2 separate regions of the Homo sapiens genome follow, and region 2 is linked to region 1. Evidence: chromatin loops called from intact Hi-C (ENCODE). Cell type or tissue: HepG2. All regions are shown on one strand. Each heading gives the region's core, and the rest is flanking DNA. Links, peaks and the distances in the headings are about the cores only. Region 1 holds the start of BLACAT1 (BLACAT1 overlapping LEMD1 locus). Region 2 overlaps KLHDC8A (kelch domain containing 8A).

What was found. A loop is a pair of places that touch in the nucleus more often than their neighbours do. Peaks named below come from ENCODE experiments on the same cell type or tissue, not always from the same donor. Only the 100,000 strongest peaks of a DNase experiment are listed, where the experiment ranks them.
Region 2: it touches region 1 in a loop (2.5-fold over the local background); 1 of 110 quality-filtered maps calls a loop at or near these places.

The regions. Positions count from the first base shown.
Region 1 is chr1:205,453,680-205,456,584 of GRCh38, reverse strand. It overlaps BLACAT1 (BLACAT1 overlapping LEMD1 locus), which reads left to right and starts at 540. Exons shown (of 2, transcript NM_001397426.2): 1 at 540-668. LEMD1-DT (LEMD1 divergent transcript) reads right to left here and starts at 527. Exons shown (of 3, transcript NR_148934.1): 1 at 362-527. In HepG2, for the core only: a CTCF peak has its summit at 1,574; a DNase peak (open chromatin) is centred at 1,583; H3K4me3 peaks cover 323 bases; H3K27me3 peaks cover 2,500 bases.
Region 2 is chr1:205,334,183-205,337,087 of GRCh38, reverse strand. KLHDC8A (kelch domain containing 8A) reads left to right here. Exons shown (of 6, transcript NM_018203.3): 6 at 1-1,027. Among named protein-coding and RNA genes, the nearest start is that of NUAK2, 14 kb to the right of the region's middle. In HepG2, for the core only: a CTCF peak has its summit at 1,289 (motif pointing left); a DNase peak (open chromatin) is centred at 1,277; H3K27me3 peaks cover 292 bases.

The sequences.
Region 1 (2,905 bases), core at 250-2,749:
CGTCCCGCTCTCGCCAGTTCCTCCGAGTACTGAGCTCGGAGTTTGTTCACAGGCTGAGCCCGTGCTGGGGGTGTCGCAGCTTGGGCCCGGCCTGCAGGGGTGGGGGAGGAAGAAGCTCCGGCTGAGGGTCTGCCCCGACCGCAGAGGGCGCACGAGGGGGTCTCCCGGCACCGGCGCGGCGCCCACGCCACTACAGGGGCCCCCTGAAACCCGGGTAGAAGCTTGTGATAGGCGTTGCGACCCCGGGAAGGCGCGAGGCTGTGGAGGTGGCTCGTGGGGCCATGGAGGGAGTGGGGGGCGGCGAGACGGAGTCCGTCTAAATGCCAGTTCCCAGAAGTTCAGCGTATCGATTATTTCCTACCTTAATGCATATTTATGCCGCGCCGAAATAGGCTTCATAATTAACTCCCGGAGTCATCCGCAGAGGTTAAAGGGACCCCGAAGATTTGTGCATTGATTGGGTACCTCGGCGGGGTGTGTGTGCGCGCGCGTGTGTGCGTGCGCCCCGTGCTAACCCATTGAAGAATAATTATTTTTCTCCACTGGAAGCTACAGCAGAGAATCGGACAAGGAGGGAAGAAAGAGATTGGTGAGGGGGAGAGAGAGAGAAAGAGAGAGAGAGACACAAAGGAAGTGAGTGCAAGAGGAGCCGGCTTAGCATCTAAACTGTGAGTACTGAGCGAAAACAAACAGGCAGAAAGTGCCGCGAGTTGGCGACCCCTTGGCCGGGTTGGGGGCCCGAGTGCGGCTGAGGGGGACTTTCCTCCCCGCCCCGGGCTTGGCTGGGCGAAGAGGGGTCCCTAAGGCATGGGCGGGATGCGGGTTCAGGCACTCACCTGAAAGCTGACCGGCGGCGGGCTGCGTCAGCCGCCGCCCTAGGTCGACCAAAGAGGAAGCCCCCTCCCCGCCCCCATTGCCTTTGTTCCTTTTAAAGGATTTTGCCGCTGGTGGGATTGGGGGGAGTGTGAGAGGGAGCCTTGGCTCCGGAGGTAGCCGATCCTCCTGTCCCCGCTGAGTGAAACCCGCTTGGAGTGCCTCCTCCGTTTCCTTTATACCCCATGGTATGGAGTGGTATGAGGAAGGGGCTGTAAAGGGGTTAGGGATCAGGGGTTTGTGACACCTGTGCATATGTTTGTCTGGTACCCTTGGAACAGAGGGCCCCAGGAGACCCCAGTTTGGGGCCTGGGAGAAGCCATGTCCGTGGGCCAAACCACCAACTCCAGTATATGTGGAGGCAAACATGGTCCCAGGCTTAGAGGAGACACCAGCTACTCCCCACACACATCAGAGTCCTTCCTAGCCATTGTGTCTGTGGGGTCTAGGTCTGGCCAGACCTCTTGGCCATAAGCCTGCCTCCCACTGCCTCCCCATCCCTGGGGCCCTTGCATGCCTAAGAAAGGCCGGAGCTAGGAGCCCACCTGGAGGAGGAGCTCTGGCCGGGTAGGGGCCCAGGAAGGCAGCTAGACAAGGATAGGTGCTCCCTTTCCTGAGAAAGGGTCCATAACAGGGTGCCCCCGGGGAACAAGAGCTGGCCAGCCCTGCCAGTGCTGAGCTGGTCAGGAGAGGGCGTCTGGGGGCCCAAGGGAGAGCCCTCCCTTCCGACCAACATTCCACAGCCTCCGTTTGGAAGTGCTTGTATACTGCCTTCCTTTCCTCAACCCTCATTAACAAATTCTTCTTTTGGTCTGATTTAATCTTTCCTGACGATTTTTTTTTTTTTACATACCTTAATCTGCCAGTGAACAACTTTTCTCAACTTGAGCCTTAAGAAGGGCTAACTTTGGAGGAAAAGTCAGCTCTTTTGAGGCTGGGATGGGAACCCCTGGTGAAAGAGCTCTGAATTGAGGGGAAAGGGATTGTCCTCTAAGAAACCCCCTTTAGGGGTAATTTTGGTGGCTTATGCCCTCCAGGAGGACACAACGGAGGCCTGGGGCTGCAAACAACTTCTATCTCTCAGTCATTCAATGCCGGCTTTCCATTGCTCCACTGGGGCTGCCACAGAGGCAGGAAAAGAGGATCTCTCTCTCTCTCTCTCACACACACACACACACACACACTCACACCAGATAACACTTCCTCCAAGTAGTATTGGGCACTCTCTGAGACTCAGGGCCCCTCCCATTGCCCATACACCACCACCCCCCACCCCCATCCCACGCACCCCACACACACAAAGAGAACATCCAGGAGTCTCAGAGCTGGGGACTACCATCCTAAAGGCATGAAGAGGAAGGAGAGACCCTCAACTAGGGAGGATCAAATTCAGTGTAACCCTGGAAGAGGTGACATGAAGACTGGGTGGCAGGGGAGACCACAGTCCTGCTGACGTGACTGCTCTGAATTGCAGTCATATGCATATGGGCCTGTCTTCCCACTGGACTGCCTGCTGGGCCTCCCTGAGTGCTGTCTCCTGGTGCCTAGCACGGTGCCCATCCCACTGTCTGTGCTCGGTGCATATTTGATAAATGAGTGGTGTCCCTGAAGCCATTCTCCCCACCCTTCATCTCTGTCTGCCTCCTCCTCCAAGAGGTACTCCACAGGGGCTTGGGAGAGCCCAGTTCCATAGTTCTTTGGGCTGGGGCACCATCACCCCATGGGGGTTGAGGAGGGGCATGGAAGAAAAGGGGTGGGGGCAGGAATAGTGCTTGGGCAGACACTGAGACATTTCGATATTCATAAATTGCTCAGGTTGAAATGCATGTGAGTTTGCCAATGACCCATTCTTATATTTTTCTTTAACAGCTTTATTGGCTGAGAGGCAAAACTGTGGCCTGGGTCCTGGACTTGGGGAGGCTAGATTCTTGTAACACAAGAACCTCCCTGTGTCCTCCCTCCCACAGCCCAACCTTGGAGCTTATTGGAGATCAGATGCAGAGGCTGGGGGTACCCAGGCTGCGGAGACTCC
Region 2 (2,905 bases), core at 97-2,596, 120 kb after region 1:
CCCACCCCCATCTCCAGGAGGCAGGTAGAGCAGTTCTGACCGAGAGGATAGACTGCTGTTGCTGTCTTTCCCCAGCTCTGAACTAGTTTTAAGGTAGCTTAGGATGAAAAATGGAGAATGATTGGGGGTTCCAAACCACTTTCTTCTCCCTTGGCTTATATCTCTTCACCATTTGGTGGTCAACTGTGGGCCTACCCTGGACCTCATCTACTCAGCGAGAATTGGACATGAAGCTAGAGGCAGCTGCCTTGGAAGGGAAGTCAGGCTCACTTGGACAGCCCAGGCCATGGCAGGAAGAATCCCTTCCTCTTGGGGTCCTTGATGGGCATGTGTGATGGGGAAGGAGCAGTCTCCCAGCCCTGGGTCTGCTCCCCACATCTCTCCTAATTCCACTTCACCTTTTGCCACCCCCTCCCCACCAGAGGCCTAGCCCTTTTGTCACCGAAGGCCCCCAGAGTGTTTCTGTGTGAAACCCTCTCATTTACACTGTGGCATCAAAATCCACAAAAGATGGATTAATTGCACTCTGGTTAATAGCAGCAGCACAATGATTAAAATCTATATTCCTATCTTCTCTAGCACCCTGGTGTGGGGATGGGGCGGAAGGGTGTCTTGAGGGGCAGGGAGGACCCCATAAAACAATCCCTCCTGCATTCTCAGGCTAAATAGGGCCCCCAGTGACTACCTGTTCTTGGCTGTCCCCTCTGAAGAGCTCTGCCTTCTCACAGCCACCACCAGTTGCCCCACTCCCAGGAAAACAGCACATGTTCTTCTTCTCCTGCCTTGAGACTGCGTGTTAGTCTTCCATTCATAACTCATCAGCAGCTCAGTCCTTCTTATGTCTAGTCTCAGTTCATTCAGCCAAAGCTCATTTTTGTCCTATCCAAAGTAGAAAGGGTTCTTTTAGAAAACTTGAAGAATGTGCCTCCTCTTAGCATCTGTTTCTGACTCCCAGTTATTTTTAAAATAAATGATGAATAAAATGCCTGCCCTGAAGGGTTCTGGAGGAGTCAGGTATCACTCATCAGGTGATAGTGTAATTCTTTCTCCAGGAGGCAGGAATGGAGGAGGATCACCTATCTGGATCTGAGGGGTCCAGGGAGCCTCCTGGAGGGAGGGAGTGTGACACCTTCAGCGGGATCTTCAAGGACAAGTGGAACCTGGGTCTTTACAGGATACGGATTTTTTTCCCCTCCCTTTCTCTGGGTACTTGGACTTTTTCCTTACTTGGGTCCAAGAAGGGCACTGCCACCTGCTGGCCCAGCATTTCCCTTCCCCCTCCCAGGGCTGGGAGGCCTCCCGTAGCCGCTGCTGCCCCCTAGTGAGGAGACTGCAGAGAGGCCTCCCCTGCTGCTTCTGGATCCCTATATTTGAGTTCAGCCCCTGAAGTAACAGATAGAAACAGGAGCTGGAGGAGCTGCAGATACTATAAGGGATGATGGAACTGTGCATTAGGGGATGCTCTTCCAAAGGCATCCTGTCTCCTCAATCCCCTACCCAAGAAAGGTGTTTAGCAACTGGAGTGCCTCCACCCCTTGCAAGAGAAACCCAAGCCTTATGGGAGGGGGCATTTCCAAGCACACAAAGTGGTCCCATATGCATGGATAGGGCTGAGCTTTTTTTTTTTTGAGACAGGGTCTTGCTCTGTTGCCCAGGCTGGAGTGCAGTGGTGCGATCAGGGTTCACTGCACTCTCCGCCTGGGCTCAAGCAATCCTCCCACCCCAGCCTCCCAAGTAACTGGCCCTAGACTCAAGCAATCCTCCTGCCTCGGACTCCCAAAGTGCTAGATTACAAGCCTCAGCCACCATTCCCAGACAATGAGCCATTTTTGAATGGTCAGACGGAACCTTGGGAGTACAGAGAGCTCTAAAAGGTTGAATTAGCTGCTGGACCCTGTGAGGGCAACTCCGGGCTGGAGCTGGTATCTGCTGAGAACTCACCCCTTGGAAGTCCATTCTGGAAAGACTTTAGGGGTGCCTCACTGAGGAATGAGGGAAATACTGAATGTCTGTTAAGCCATGTGGTCCTGTACCTCATGGTGCTGCAGAGGCAGCACAGGATCTGGGATAAGATGGCCTGGCCCAGGTCTCGCTCCCCAACCCCCATAGGCTTTCCCGTCCCCTTTCCACTGTGGGAAGGCTCCTCACCTTTCCTGTCTTCATTTCCCAACCTACACAACAGCAATCATAATGCTGTCTCACAGGTGGTAAGGTACTTCTTTCAACCCTCAGATCAACTCCATGAGGTAGGTAGTATCCTCCCATCTTGCAGATGAGAAAACTGGGGCTCCAGGGTCACAAACTCGTAAGTGACTGAACCAGGTCTGATCCCAAAACTTGTGACCACAGCACTGCATTGCCTCACGTGAAATAGCACCAGGAAAGGAAAGAAAATCAACTGCGCTATACTATGTAGGAAGTTCAAAATGTCTCAAAATCTAGAAGGATTGAGATTGTTTCCTAAGGAATGAGTGTGAGTATTCGCAAGGAATGGGTGAGAAGGGTTTCCTCATGTGAAATGGGCATAGATTATTCCTAAATGTATACTCCCCCGAAAATTCCCTTCTAACTTTTTCATTCCATTATTTAACATTTAACACCTATTCTGTGCCTGGCATGGTGCTAGATTCCTGCCCTATAGCAGTTACATCTTGGGAGGAAGACAGGGGACCATGGCTGCCGTTACTGTTTGATCAGTGTCAGCCTTTGCTAGTGCAACTCACAGGCACCCCACTCAGGGTGGTTGCAGAGAGCTGAGATGAAGAGTTCAGTGCAGGTTTCCAGGAAATAAATCTCAAACTGCACTTTGAAAGAAGAGGGAAGCCAGGTGCGGGGGCTCATGCCTGTAATCCCAGCACTTTGGGAGGCCGAGGCGGGCGGATCACCTGAGGTCGGGAGTTCGAGA